Regions from separate parts of the Homo sapiens genome. Here region 1 is linked to region 2. A link is an interaction called in ENCODE POLR2A ChIA-PET data of the cell type or tissue named here. Cell type or tissue: GM12878. All regions are shown on one strand.

Evidence for each region. ChIA-PET counts read pairs that join two places held together with the same protein. Peaks named below come from ENCODE experiments on the same cell type or tissue, not always from the same donor. Only the 100,000 strongest peaks of a DNase experiment are listed, where the experiment ranks them.
Region 1: POLR2A ChIA-PET joins it to region 2 with 12 read pairs; 2 of 35 experiments call an interaction of 5 or more read pairs at or near these places.

What each region holds. Positions count from the first base shown.
Region 1 is chr5:158,838,049-158,846,048 of GRCh38, reverse strand. EBF1 (EBF transcription factor 1) reads left to right here. Exons shown (of 16, transcript NM_024007.5): 7 at 5,939-6,020. Among named protein-coding and RNA genes, the nearest start is that of EBF1, 260 kb to the left of the region's middle. In GM12878, no CTCF peak of the experiment used is centred here; a DNase peak (open chromatin) is centred at 3,908; H3K27ac peaks cover 1,185 bases.
Region 2 is chr5:158,953,911-158,961,910 of GRCh38, reverse strand. All of the region lies in intron 6 of EBF1 (EBF transcription factor 1), which reads left to right. Among named protein-coding and RNA genes, the nearest start is that of EBF1, 140 kb to the left of the region's middle. RefSeq lists enhancers at 3,351-3,400, 3,431-3,500, 3,229-4,091, 7,555-7,684. In GM12878, no CTCF peak of the experiment used is centred here; DNase peaks (open chromatin) are centred at 3,490 and 7,820; H3K4me3 peaks cover 1,453 bases; H3K27ac peaks cover 6,785 bases.

The DNA of each region.
Region 1 (8,000 bases), 120 kb after region 2:
TCTCAGTTTAGGTGTGCCTTGATGCATTTCCTGTCTAGCATGGACATTATGAGAGCAGCTGCAAAAATCCAAACGTGATTTTTCAGAATTTGGGTTGGGGGAGGTAAAAACTCAACCTGCTCAGCCCAGATTGATTGCAATGCTTTACATAATAATTAATGATGTACAAGCTGTTGCCTAATGGGCAGTTTTACTGTGTGTGCCCTTCAGTTCTGACTGGCTGGAGTTCTCCACGATTTAAGGCACTACCCCTTTCCTTTATGTGTCTTAGCCTTTGGGTAAAGCTGCTGTAGTCATTATTATCTTTCTTTGGTGGTTATTTCTTCTTCTTTTTTTTTTTTTTCTTTTTGTAGGTCATTCAATGAAACCTATAGTTCTCATTGGGTACATAGGTCTTTGCTTCTTTTCTTGACCTTAACATTTAAAGAGTGAAGAATACTTTTTGTATCTGAAAATCTCAACATCTCTGAGTGCTAGGCAGTGAGCAGTTGCCAGGGATAAATGATGAAGAAAATAATTATCACTTCCTCTATGGCAGGTACTATTTCAACACTCCACATATGTTAACTCATTTAATTCTCTTAACTCTTTAAAGTAGGTTCCGATGTTCCTCCCATCTTACAGATGAGAAAATTGAGGCACAGAGAGGTTAAATAATTTATCTAAAGTCACCCAATTAATTAAGGAGTAAAGCTAAAATTACGGTGAAAGCTGCACAGTGATCCTAGGAGAGAGGTACTATTATTCTCATGTTTTAATGAGGCCACTGAGGTTCAGGAATTGTTGAAATTCACTCAGGCTTCTCTTAGCTCCAATGCAAGCTCTTGCCCAGTATATTCTACTGCTGTCTTTACTGTAAAAACACCCTTATTTCTATCCCTTGCAGACCCTAGACTCCATTTAGTTGAGCAAGTATTTACTGAAAAACCACTGGGTTCTAGGTCTTACGCCGGGCACTATGCATGCAGGGATGATTTTTTAAAAATTTTATATCCTTATGTAGGTGAGTCAGATCCTGCTGACTAATTGAATTAATTTTCCTTTTGGGGGAGTCCAGAAGTGCCTTTTGGTCTTGAGTACCGTGCTGGTCACATGAAAGCTACTCAAACTAGATACTAATATCTGTTGGTTGGTAAAAGGTGATACAGGTATGTCATTGAACAAGCAATTTTGTTCTACAAATGTTTGTATTGGGTTCAGTTAGTTCCGTGATGGGCTAATGTCCTACACTGGCCTGATTGATGAACCCAAATAAAACTTTTAATAGGATGTCACCTTTTGGTTTTATGACTGTCACTTTCCCATTTGAGGTAGTAGACTAAACAGTTTAAGAGCGCAGGCATTCAGCTCTTACAGGATTGGCTTGAGAAGCTAATATTATGTTGGGAAAATTATATAACTAGACATCAGGACATATGGATTATAGTTCCAGCTCTGATATTCATTACTAACTATGTGAATATTGTCATGTCTTCTGATGCCTAATTTTTCTCATAGGCAAAATGAGGAGGTTAGACTAAGTGATGATTAAGATCACTTATAAAATCCTAGAGTTCATGGAAAACACATACCATGACTAGTCCTTTCGGTCAATTTACGAGATTGGTTGTTGACTGTAGATAAATCCCTTAATTTTGTTGTCTTTGTTTTTCTTGCCTTTCAAATGGCTTTGATAATTCCTGGTGCACCTAATTTATAGAAATTCCGTGAGGATTTAGTGAGATATTGGGAATATAAGTGCTCTGAATAATTAACGCATTACATGAACACAAGATGATATTATTTGTACTGAAAGTTAACAGAAAGATGTCGAGTTTCTCGTTACCTCCTTCCTTCCCCCTCAAAAAAAAAAAAAAAAAAGGCTTGAGTTAAAAAGGAGTTTGATCCTGGTCAGGCTGTTTCCTGGAGTTTATGGAACTCCTTGGAACTCTACAGGGTCAATAGGGGCTTTGTCCTGCTGTGGGTCAGTTTCCCACAGTTGGGGTAAGGCTGCCACACTTTTTCTCCTGACAACACTTTATCAAACACACCCGCCTCACAAAATGCAGCAATTCATTAGACAAAAGTGAGGTTTTGAGTTACAATAACCTCTGCTTTGTTAAAAGCCCCCTCGGAATCTGAGATCTTCTCCGTAGGCCAGCAGACGTGCACATGTCCCCCGGTTTACAAAGGCCTTATAAACTTAGCCTGATAAGTCATCCCCCAAATTCGTGTGCCATGTCTGTCTCTCAGTGGGGATATTTTTAACTCCTCCTTCTAACTCCTCTCAGTTCCTTTAAGGAACTGTAATCCGAAAGGGTCAGGCACTTGGCTTTTACTTAGGGGAAAACTTTGAAAGAATTTCTGAGGCTCCCTCTGGGGTAGGGCTGGCTTTCCCCAAAAGAACTGGCCCTTCAGAGCGTCTTTTCCACATAAGGGCTTGTGTGAGGCCTCAGGCACCAGTTGATGGCCGTGTCTTCCCCACGACAGATGGTCAAGCTTTCAATTTCAGCAAGTGATCCACTGTTGAGGGGGCAGGCGGGGGACTCTGCCAGCATGCCAAGTGACAGGCCAGCTTAGGGTAACAGGGATCTGGTGTGTGCCCGGCATAGCTTTTGTGCTAACGATGGGCTGCTGACAGGCGCCCTGCCCCAGCTCATCTTTGAGGCAGAAGATCCTCTGCTCCCTTGATTCTGTTTCTCCCTGGCATAGCTGGTGTCCTGTTTGCCTGTCTTTCAAAATTCATTTTGGCACCAGATGGACCCCCTCATGGTGGCTAGCAGTTGTCTGACTTGAAGAAGCCAGAGGGTGTGCTGACAGCTCCTTCTAGCACAACCTGAATCTGGCTGTCTTGTCTGGGCTCAAATGGCTTAAACACACATGGGCAGCAAATATTACCAACCCTGGGGAAGCAAGCAGGGGGCCCTCTTAAGGGAGAATGGCAATGACGTCTACCTCCATAATGTTCATGTTGCTGTTGTGGAAATCATGATACTAATAATTATTCTTAGTAGTTCGATTAATCTTATTTACTCTTATTAGCAAAATTGCTGTTACAGTACGATTGCTATCAATAGTACAATTAGTATTAACATCATTACTGCACTACTTCTGTCATTACTAAAACTACTACATCATGGTGGTTAAGAGTACAGTCTCTGGAGCTACACTGTCTGAATTTGAGTTCTAGATTCACACTTCCTAGCTTTGGACAAGTTATTTCACTTCTCTGAATCTCAGTTTTCTCATCTATAAAATGGGATTAATAGCAGAGGTTACTTAGGAGGATTGTATGAGAAAACAGATTTGTTCTTAGCAGTGAACTGAGCACAAGGTAAGCACCCAATACACGGAAGCCATTCTTATGATGACTGCCACCATCAGCATACCTACCATGTATCTGTTACTCTGCCTTATCGCAATTTTCACAGTTTCCCTATACAGTAAGGCCTGTTATTGCACCAGTTTATAGATAAGGAAAGTGTGGTGCAGAGAAGTTCAGCTCCTTATCCAAAGTCACACAGGTAGTACCTGTCAGAGTCAGGATATGAATCTCATTATTCTGGGTGTTTCTAATGGCTGTGGCCTTTCACCATATCACACCCACTCTTGTTGTCAGTTTAGTGATAATCAGCCCTCTCCTGGGGCTTGAAGTAGCTTTGAAATATGCCCTTCTAACTGACTGTTCTTGAAAGCAGCAGCCAGTTTTCATGTCTTCAGTGTCTATGGATATAGGATTGAACCCTAGCAAGATTCAAGGATCACAACAGTCAGCTCCACTGTATTAAATGGTTTCTGAAAGCCATGTGTGATCAGCAGGGCTACCCAGCACTTGCCTTCTGGGAGCTCAGACCAACAAGACAGTGCAAAGGCACTTAGGATTTGGGCCACTCCCTTAACCCCCCTTCCTTTACCAAATCTGTCATATTGAAAGTGGGCAAGAGTCAATGACTGGCTGATTGTCCTGTGCAAGGACAGTGTGGGTCTTGGTACCGGAAAAGGAGAGCTCAAAATCAGATTTTGTTTCACACAGCTGGGCTTCAGTGGTGTTCTGTAAGCCATTTGTCTTGGACGAAAGGTTGATCAACTTTGGCTTCTGTGGAGAGAATCTGGAAGTAGCGGCAAGTGATTATTTAGAGGCCTGCTTTCATTGATGGGCAGTCAAATGTTGTGTGGTGTTAAACAGTCATTTTAGGACGATGTTTGCATTTTTAAATGTTACTCTTTTGGTTGAAAAGGCCATTGTTTGTCTCTAAAGAATGATTCCCACAACATACTCCCATCTTGGCAGATTCTAAGAGACCAAGGAGCAGAGGGATTCATCTGGGACTTCTCTCAGTTTCATATTCAGAAATTGGCTGAACTCTGTATGTCTTCGTGCAGTGCTGTTGTTATAGAGGATCCCAGTGTTACATGATTGACAGACATTGCAGTCAGAGCCAAATTCAGACTGAGGCATCATAGGGTGATAGTTCTTCATAATCTATTTGTGTTGAGATGGGGATTTTACTCCAGTGTGGACTTGAAGTGGAAGAAAGGGGAAGAGAATTGAATTACAACAAGAATTCAGTTGACCAGCATTTTAATGCATTTTGATATTTTTAGGAAACATTTCGGCCTGAAATCCACAGGCACATCACATCTAGGCCTAGTAGTAAAAGAGATTGCAAAACTTAGGTATCTTTGGAAATACTTCTTTTCCCAAACCTGGGCAGGTAGAAGGTTTAATTACAGGTGGTAGACATGAATGCCCCAATATGACACTTTTAGTAGCTGCTGCTTTTCCATGATAGACTTTAACAACTGTGATGGTTACATAAGAAATAACTCAGAAAGTTATAGGGTGACCATATAATTTATCACCCATACCAAGACATTTTTGAGAGTTAAAGTAGGTACTATTAATATATACACCAGTACAGCTGGTATAAACTGGGATTTTTCTTGGCAAATTGGGACCTTTGGTCACCTTAGCAAGTAAAACCCATGAATCTCACTACAGAACCAATTCAGAAACCAAGGTGGCAGTGAGGCAGGAAAATCTTTATTCAATCACAGCTAGCTCTTGTCTACAGCAGACAGTTTAAGAAAAACAGGAGGGCCTGGCGCGGTGGCTCACGCCTGTAATCCCAGCACTTTGGGAGGCCGAGGCGGGCGGATCACGAGGTCAGGAGATCGAGACCATCCCGGCTAAAACGGTGAAACCCCGTCTCTACTAAAAATACAAAAAATTAGCCGGGCGTAGTGGCGGGCGCCTGTAGTCCCAGCTACTTGGGAGGCTGAGGCAGGAGAATGGCGTGAACCCGGGAGGCGGAGCTTGCAGTGAGCCGAGATCCCGCCACTGCACTCCAGCCTGGGCGACAGAGCGAGACTCCGTCTCAAAAAAAAAAAAAAAACAAAAAAAAAAAAAAAAAAAAAAAAAAACAGGAGGTATTTGAGAAGTCAAAGGAGTTTAGTTAGTTTGTGAATTTTACTTATTTCTCATGGGTAGTACTAATTAAAACATTTTACTTGAGAGGCTAAGATAAAAAGTGGTTACCAAATCCTTGTATTCATCCAGCATGTATTTGCCAGTTCATCATCTGTGAGTTTATAGGGCTTAAACTGCATGTTGTCGTTGGGGACCATGAGTAATTCTCAGACAATTATATCCAATTGGAACCTAACTTAAATTATGATGAAAGCTTTCCCTCTGTATGAGTGAAAATACTTCCTTGGGGCTTAATTCTTCTGTGAGATCTGTTGGCAGTGCCAACAGTGTTTGTGTCATAAGGAAGGTCCAGCGTGGAAACAAAACAAAGGCTAAAGCCACAAATGAAATATTGGCTCTAACACCATGCTGAATATTTCAGAAAACATGTAAAGAGAATCGAATGCACAACCCAGGGGTGACTTACCTCTTTTTTCCCTCCCGTGTCAGAAACCGAAATGCTAACCATGATGATTTGTTTCTTCACAGGTTCTTCTTGAAATTTTTCCTCAAATGTAACCAAAATTGCCTAAAGAATGCGGGAAACCCACGTGACATGCGGAGATTCCAGGTGGGTCTGACTTATCTTTCTTGAATCTCAATAATGGCATGAATATCAGGAGAGGATAAAAAAGTCTTAGGCAGAAGATACGTAGCTTTTTTTCCCAGAGGTGAAGAGCAGCTGAGGCCCTTGGTCCCCCAGGTATCTGCAATCTAGCAGTTGTTTAGATTAGAGAAGAGTGGGAACTGTACCACCTGTGCTCACTGGTGGAAACAATGGTGTTCTTTGAGTCTAGTTTTGGCTGCCTGAGTGGACTCACTTGCCTAAACCCCCACAGATTAAGTAAAGTACATAGAAATGATGAATCCTTTGTCTAAAATTTTGTATGTAGAAAACCAGTAAATAAGAGTAAAGAGGCTGAGCGCAGTGGCTCATGCCTGTAATCCCAGCACTTTGGGAGGCTAAGGTAGGCAGATTGTTTGAGTTTAAGAGTTCAAGACCAGCCTGGCCAACATGGTAAAACTTCAACCCTACAGAAAAATACAAAAATTAGCTGGATGTGGTGAATTTGCCTGTTGTCCCAGCTACTCGGGAGGCTAAGGTAGGAAGATCACTTGAACCCGGGAGTTGGAGGTTGCAGCTGAGGTCATGCCACTGCACTCCAGCCTGGATAACGGAGTAAGATCCTATACCCCCCACCAAAACAAAACAAAAACAAACAAACAAACAAAAAACAGTAAAGAGTACAACTGGTAAAACTGCTCTGCTTTACAGTAATGGCTTTCTCTTCCTTTGCTTCTCTCTGCTCACCTCTTCCAATTTTGGAAATTGTTAGTGGTAGCTGCCTATTATAAATGGCCCTGTTAAGAAGCATAACATCTCTAAAATGATATGGATAACAATTCTGTTTCAGAAATGTCCTTAATTATACATTTACTAAAGGAAGAGGACTCACAAACAAATTCATTTACTTCTAAGACACAAAATGGTACTTGGATTTTAGAAAAGGTTGTTGAGTCTAGACGTGGTGCTTCTCTGACTTAAAAGTGCTGAAAATCCCCTGAGGATCTTATTAAAATGTTAATAGAGGTCTGGGGTGGGACTGGAATTCTGCATTCCTAACAAGCTCCTGTATGATGCCAAGGCCACCGCCCACACTTTGAGTTGCAAAGTTTTAGACCCTTGTGCTGCTCTCCACCGAATGGCTAAGTTATTTGTATGGTCAATGTTAGTTTCCCTGTCAGAGCAACGATCCATTTATGTATGCTCATATGGTCCATCAAGGAAACAGCATGGTGTTTAAAGTATGCTCTTAAGTATATTTAGTCAGCTTTAAGTGTAGATTGAAATGTATGATCTCTGAGAGAATCTTGAAAAATTTTAGCTGCACCTTCATTCTCTGATGGGAAAAAGGAAAGATGATCTTGAGCATTGATTGGAGATGTCAATATCTCTTAGTCTCCAAGATGATTTCTTTTAAGGAGGTGAGACTTATTAGTCTTATTAAAGAACAAATGCGGTAGAAAAAAGTAATCTCTCCTGAGATTCTGAGGTATTTCTCTAAAATCATCTTGGCTTCACCACCTTTTGGCTTGACACACAGGAATGGGGATGTTTCTTTTTTTCTTTTCTTTCGTTTTTTTTTTTTTTTTGAGATGGAGTCTTGCTCTGTTGCCCAGGCTGGAGTGCAGTGGCACAATCTTGGCTCACTGCAAGCTCTGCCTCCCGGGTTCATGCCATTCTCCTGCCTCAGCCTCTGGAGTAGCTGGGACTACAGGCACCCACCACCATGCCCGGCTAATTTTTTTGTATTTTTAGTGGAGACAGGGTTTCACTGTGTTAGCCAGGATGGTCTTGATCTCCTGACCTTGTGATCTGCTTGTCTCGGCCTCCCAAAGTGCTGGAATTACAGGCGTGAGCCACTGCGCCTGGCCAGGAATGGGGAGGTTTCTAGTTTCTTGCAAAATGTTTCCTCCGGTCATCTGACTTCAAACTTGGTGTTCTCATTCCCATAGAGGATTTTTTGTGTTATGTTTGAGTCAACTTTGC
Region 2 (8,000 bases):
ATAAGACTTTCTAGGATTTCAAAATTTCATTTTTCTCTCTTCCTAAAAAAATTCGCTCTCTTTCCCTCAGAAGCTTAGATAAAGAAATAATTATTGAGAAAATAGAAATGACCTCCACTGGTCGGAGTTTTACTTAGTGGTAGGTGGTAAGCACATAATTTATCTCTTGTTCCTAAAATGATTTTTATTTTTTAGAAAATAAATTAAAAGAGTAACTTACATTCTCTGTAGAGAATTTAAAAGAATACAGACTGGAAAGAAAAAATTATCTTTTATCCAAAAATTTGGAAAAATCATCTTTTTAACATCTGTATTTTTTTCAGAATATTTTCTCTGTATATATCAGAACTGTGTATTTACAAAATTGGATTATGCTGTTTTGTGACTTGCTTTTTTCTTTTATTGTGAATATTATAGTGTATCTCATAATTTTTTAAACACATAGTTGCACAGCGTTACATCCTATGGCTATAAGTTATTTACTCTGTTGTAGAGTCTGTAGTCAGTTTTCAATTTTTTGCAATTGTTAAAATCAGCAATGAGCCACCTTGTGTATCTTTGGGTTGAATATGATTTTTTTTTCCTTTAAGCTTAATTCCTCAAAGTGTAATCTTTGAATTGAAGGAGATGATCATTTTTAAGCCTTCTGATATATGTGGCTAAATTGCCCTCCAAAAAGGTTATACTGTTTACACTTTCACTATGTGTTAAGACAGTGCAGTTCACTGGCGTCCTCAAAGGACCTCATTTAGAAACTTGTACCAACTTGGTAAACTGAAATATAGTATTTATATTTTGTGATTATTGCTGAGGTTGAATACTGAGCTCGAATATTTTTCTTTGTGTTTTTGGCCATTTATATGCATATTTTGGTGAATTGCCTATTCATTTTCTCCCTTATTTTTTTCCCTTATGGGCTTTTATTTAGGTTTCAAAAAATAAACATTTATTGTCTCACAAGAATTTCAGGTCAGATGTAGCAATCTGAAGGCTCGACCGGGGCTGGGAGATCTGTTTCCAAGGTAGTTCGTTCACAGGGCTATTGGCCTGAGGCCTCAGTTTCTTGATACAAGGCCTTTCCGGGGCTGATTGGGTATCCTGATGACATGGCAGCCAGCTTCTCCCACACTGAGTGAGCCTACAGAGAGCAAACAGGAAACTGACAGGCCTTTTTGACCTAGTCTTGGAAGTCACACATTGCACTTTTTGTCTTCTTCTATTTGTTAAGAGCAAGTCACTAACTCTAGCCCACATTCAGGAGAGAGAAACGAAGTTCCACCTCTTGAAGAATTTGTGGATATATTTAAAAACCATTAGAGAACCTATTTTTTAAAAACATTTTTCAAACATTTTCCTCCAGTTTGCCCTTCAATTTAAATTTTTTTTTACAGAGATGTACAATTTTAATATACTTAAGTCTATTAATCATTTCCAGTTTTAGAGTCTTTCTTTTGCTTTGTGCTTAACAATGTCTTCTTTACTCTAGGGTCAGATAAATCTTCACCTATATTTTCTTTTAGTTCTTTGTTGATTTCACTTTTTACATGTAACCTCTTTAGTGTTTCTATAATTTATTTTTAGAAATAAATTAGATACAGCAATTTTTTTCTGAATAACATTTATTTAAGTGGCAATTTTTGAATAAGCTCACTTTCTCTTAATGATTTAGAATGCCTCATTTATTATCAGTAAATATAGGGTAGATATTCCACTGATACTTACAATATGACTATAGCCCTTATTAAAATCTTAAAATGCTTCCATGCTGATTGGTAAATATCTGCTGCTCTAAGTGTCCCCTCCTTTCCTTCCCCCTCAGTTCAGACCCTTCTCTATCAATTTAAAGGGGCTTCTCTGGTGCATTTAAAGGAGTGAGTGTGGTATTATGTCTTCCAGACTGGAGCTCCAGGGACAATGTAGGTGTCAATTCTGCTATTTTGAATAGCCACCCTAACTAGGGATATATAGGCACATGGCTTTCTGTTCTGTTCCATTGATTGGTCGATCTAGTTTGATTCTCTTACTGCATGATTTTAATTGCTATGGCTGTATAATGTGTTTTAATTATATAATCATCCCCCATTTTCATGACTATTATTGCTTATTTATTCTTGTATATGAATGAATCATATTTTTGGTTAAAATAATGTCTTTAGAAAGTTGAGTAATGTATTAAAGACTAGGGAAGTTGACATCTCTACTAAATTGAGTCTTTCTATCTTGAAAGTATATATATATATACATACATATATATTCTTTTGTCTTAAAAGTCTTCCTATTTTGAAAGAATTATATATTATTTATGTCTTTAAAATTCTTGAACAGGCCTGGTGGCTCAGGCCGGTAATCCCAGCACTTTGGGAGGCCGAGGCAGACAGATTGCCTGAGGTCAGGAGATTCAGACAAGCTTGGTCAACATGGTGAAACCCCATCTCTACTAAAAATACAAAAATCTTCCAGGTGTGGTGGCACACTCCTGTAATCCCAGCTACTCAGGAGGCTGAGGCAGAAGAATCTCTTGAACGCTGGAGACAGAGGTTGCAGTGAGCTGAGATCAAGCCACTGCACTCCAACTAGGGTGACAGAGTAAGACTCCGTCTCAAAAAAAAAAAAAAAATTCTTAAGTAGAGCTAGAGTTTTTCTTTATATTTTTGTTTTAGTTTATTTCGATTTGTTTTATGTTTGGCATCTTTTTTTGGTGTTAGGAATAGTATATTTTCTAAAATATGGGCAAATGGTTATTACAATTATTTATTCCTCAGATATGTTAATGGTTCAGGGGTTCTTTAAGAAAGTTATTTTCCAAGCTTTGGAAAATGCAAATTCACTGAAGTCCTTTAAATAATCCCTCCTCTCACTAGAATTTTGAATTACCTTGATATGATGCACAAAAATTCTGGTCACTTACATTGTTTAAGTAGCCAGTTCAAGATGACTTGGGGACAACTTGAGTAATGTGCGAATCGTGTGGGCAATCACATATTCCTGATATCCAAAATACCAGCCTTTTCATTTTCTTTTTCTGAATGTTTCTGCTTGAAATTACCCATGGTTTAAAATATGCACGGCACATGGCATTGAACGTGGGAAGTGTTGTTAAGTTTTGAATGGGATGGTTAGAAAACGGCGTTTCTGGTTGTGTAAGAGTCTCTCATCTGGATCTGAAGCCTCTTCCGGGGAATTCCAGGCCTTCTCCCCTCTATGTCATAAAAATGACTGGGTGACTTCGCAAAGCAATAATACCAGTGGGATGTGTATATTAACCTGTCTGTGGGGGGAAAATGCTGAGAGCAACAGGCCTATAATTTAGGTAATAGCGATAGCCTATGAAAAACATGCTGCTTTTGCCTTGATGCTAATCAGGAAACCATCAGACAGTCTTCCCTGACTGAGTAAGGGCAGGGCGGGAAGGAAGTCAGCTGTCATCATGTTTTTGAAGAAGAAAAAAATGAGAGGTGAACTGAACTCTGTGATCGGAACCTCACTCTAAGGCCGCTTCCTGAATTTAAAGGTGTGGTACTCCAATCAGCACCGCAAATTGGAGGCATCTGATTTGCATGGATTAACAGGAGTGGGTCACAACCTTCTGACAGGTCAATGGCACCACTGGGGATTTGAAGAAAACTTTGATTCTCCCTCTTTTCCCCCTCTGCCATGAAGCAATCATGCTGTTCTATTGTAAAAGAGGATCCCTTACTTATAAAGCCAAGCTTGTCATTTAAATTCACTCAAGTTAGGACACCACCGAGCTCTGTCAGATGTCAGTCTCAATTCAGCAGGAGAATGTTTTTCAACAGCTTTCTAACCTCTTTGCCGGGAAACACAGAGGCTTGGATCAAGGGGGAGGGGCAGCTGACTGGGCTTGAAGGATTTTTACAGAGGCAAGATTGGAATTTTTCATTTCAGGCAGGTTTTCTTTTTCTTTACGTTTTCTTATTATTATTTTTTCCTTTTTCCCTCTAAGCCTCGTGTAAAAGATATTCCCACAAAAAGAGAGTGAAAAAAAGTCAGATTGGTTGTAAGGACCACTTCAGTTGAGGGTCTCCTTGAAGGTATTTAAACCTGGGAGTGATGTTGGCATCTTTTCTGCATTAGGGGTATTGGCTGTTTGCCAATCATTTCCCTTGAAAAATATCATGCGGCCATAAAGGAACTATGAAATGTTTGGCAGAGGAAGCGTCCATGGCAGAATAGGGACAAAGGGAAATGGAGATTTTCTGATTCAGCCTCTGGTGCCAGACCCAAATAAAAAGAAGAGGCACATGCCATGGAACTATGGCTTACCTGAAACACCCTGGGTCAAGGAGCTTTGAAATGGTAGTGGCAGAGTTGGGACCATTTTTTTCTTGAACCTTGATTAACCAAGTGCTCTGGAGATAAAATGTTCAGAGAGTTCTAATATACTCACTTGCTACGTATTGTTTTCTACATTTAGCTACAACTGTTGATTCAGCATCTCCTATAGGCCAGATATTATGCCAGACCTAATTTGCAACAAAACAGATTTGGTTCCTGCCCTCTTGGGACTTCCTGCTTAGACCTGCCTCATCAATTTTCATTTCTTATGTGACTTAATCTTTGTCATTTAAATTCCAGTATTTTCTTGCATCCATGACAGTGCTTACCATTGTATTAATAATACCTTACAGAAAAGTCTGGTAAATATCTATAATTTTATTGGCTGTTCAAGTAATGTTTAAATTTATGAAGCCTCAGTTTTCTCATCTGTAAAATGGGGATAATAATGTCTATCTCACAGGGCGCTTGTGAAGAGTGAATGGTATAATGTATAGAAAGCACTCAGCAGAGAGCTTGGCACAGAGTTCTTAGTAATTGGGAGCTGCTAGCATTTTTCATTAGAAGTGTGGCTCACGCCTGTAATCCCAGCACTTTGGGAGGCCTAGACAGGTGGATCACAGGGTCAGGAGATCGAGACCATCTTGGCTAACACGGTGAAACCCGGTCTCTACTAAAAATACAAAAAATTAGCTGGGCGTGGTGGCAGGCGCCTGTAGTCCCAGCTACTCCGGAGGCTGAGGCAGGAGAATGGTGTGAACCCGGGAGGTGGAGTTTGCAGTGAGCCCAGATCGCGCCACTGCACTCCAGCCTGGGCGACAGAGCGAGACTCCATCTCAAAAAAAAAAAAAAAAAAAAAAGAAGTGTTGGTGGCAGAGGTAGTGGGAGTGGTAGTACATGCTTAACATCTAGAACCTTCTCTTCTGGTTAATTCCATTGGAACCTTTCTATAATATTTTCAATATTTTCAACTTCTTTTTTCTTTTAGTAAGTATGTCTTTCTCAAAGAATTAATTGTTTGGATGGTTGAAGATAACTTGGAAGACCTTAAGGTCGTGATTTCATGATTTGAAACAAATTGTCAAGAGCTATTTTAGAAGGAATATCTGAAAGTGTGCGTGCGTGTGTGTGTGTGCGTGTGTGTGTGTGTGTCTATGTGTGCGTGCATTCTAAGGTACATCCTGCAATTAAGCTTCCAGTTAAAAGTCCAGTTTTGAAAACCCTCTTGAACTTCTTTTTGAGTTCTCTTTCTTTTAATGGTTACAAATGTCCTTTCAGGGAAAGTTACTCTCAGCTCTCATTCTCCTCCTGGTGAAAAACATTCAGAGACCATTAGGCTGCATCTCAGTGAAAGGAAACTGCAGCATAGAACTTGATCTGAAAAGCCTGTGACACACCGTGTCGCTCCAAAGTAGAAGCCTCCTTGGTACTACAAGACTGTGGACTGGAGTGTGTTGCTGGAGTTTGACATGGGTTCAAATCTTGCCTTTGCCATTTATTAGCTTTGTGACCTTGGGCAAATTTCTAAATCTGAAAGACACACACACACACACACACACACACACACACACACACACACACACACATTTATATTTATTTAATTAATGCAGTATCTGGCATATTCAAGCAGGAGCTTGTAACAAATAAGTAACAACTGTAAGAAATAAGTATTTGTTGCATAAACAAAGCAATGGCCTGCAGGTACTCCTCCTTTGGTAAGCCATTGCTAAGCAACTCTTTGCTACTCTTCCTTTCAGCTGCTGGCTGAACCTGCAGCATCTTCTTGTGACTCCCCTCAATGGTAGCACACTTCTACTCTTTGAGGGTTGATCTGAGTTTCGGAAACAGCCAGCAGTAATTTGATAACGAGGCTGGTGTAAAACATCAGTCGATTAAAGATCATTTTAGATCAGAAATGATGCGTCCCTGTAAGGGAACTACTATATTGAGATGAACTCAAAACATTCTGCCTGGATTTCCAAGAAGAGCTGCAAATGCTCTCAAGCAGTCTTCCAAAGTGACAATTAAGAATGGGATGGAATTCATTTTGATGTCCAGCTCTGGTCTAAAAGTCAGTCACATTCCAGGTCTCACTCTGGCCCCTGTGCTCTGGAAAGAGAGGAGCAGTGAGATATGGCCATTGTTGATATGAAAAGCAGAAGGTGGAGGTCCCAGGCTGCTGAGTTAGCCCTCAGTTTGAATCCTGCGTCTGCTGTTTTTTAGCTCTAAGTCCTGAGGCCTCTAATATACATCTACTCTGCAATTACTTCTCTCTCTCTCTCTTTTTTTTTTAGATGGAGTTTCGCTCTTGTTGCCCATTCTGGAGTGCAGTGGTGCAATCTCGGCTCACTACAACCCCTGCCTCCCGGATTCAAGCGATTCTCTTGCCTCAGACTCCCAAGTAGCTGGGATTACAGGTGCCCGCCACCACTCCCGGCTGATTTTTGTATTTTTAGTAGAGATGGGGTTTCACCATGTTGGCCAGGCTGGTCTTGAACTCCTGACCTCGTGATCCGCCCTCCTCGGCCTCCCAAAGTGCTGGGATTACAGGCGTGAGCCACTGCGCCCGGCCCAATTACTTCTCTGTAATTTTTTTCCCCTGAGGATTGGTGGGGAAAAAAAATGCTTGGCACATAACACTCCATGTTAAGTTTCAGGATTATTTCTTCTTTTTACATTATTTTAGTTTTTTGTTCATATGTACTCAGGGCTCACACTTTGCTTGGCTCCGTAAGTCCTAGAGAAAAATGGTATGAGAAATGAATTCACATGAAGCATTAGTGCCTTAGTCTCTTACTGTTTTTACCTTTCCCGTGAATATTTGTGCTTACAAAATGGTGTCCAGAAAGGCAGTGCCTCAGCGAGATAAATATGTTTCTAATCTTAGCATCTTGGGCAGAGTGAGGCTGGCATCTGAGGTCAGGGAGGCCACAGGGCCACGCTACTGACCGCATTGGTAACAGACTCCATTAGGTTGACAGAAAGGTTAAGGTTCCTGGAATCTGTCTCTAAATTCTCCGTACCCCCTCATTAGGTTAGAAGCCAATGCCAATACAAGTAACCAATACCAAACCCTCTCTTGCTTACAGAGGCATTATTAAGTTGGGGGCACCCTAAGAACAATTCATTGCAAATAATTGTTGGCACATTTATTCTCATGGCACAACTTTCAAAAGCAAATTAATTATAAACTGGTTGCAATTTAATTCAGTTTGTCTGGATTATGTGTTTGCAAGGCCTAGAGTACATTTGGCACCGTTGCTGGCACATTTGGATTTTAATGTCTTTGACAAGCCACAGCTTCCTTGGCCTGGGTAAACGGCCTACTGCCATACTGTCATTTAACTAGATTGCGTCAGAGTGACTCTTTAGCTTCGCGGTGGGTCTTCAGTTTACAACCTCCACGCCACCCCATCAGCCGCACGGGCATAGATCTCAACATGTATCAGGAAACTGGAAGAAAGCTGTGAACAGAATACTCTGAGAAAATGATGGTTAATCGTGTAGAAAAGTTTAACTATTTGCATCAGCACAATATTACACAGGCACATACGACTTTCAGTTCCCTAAACCTGAGAAAAGGTTTAACAACATTGTGTGAAATCTGACATCTTGCTATTCATATAAATGTGAAAGGCAGATTGGGAAAAATACAGTAAAATCCCCGCTTTTGTGCAGAGAATGGTGCATATTTTTCCCCTAAT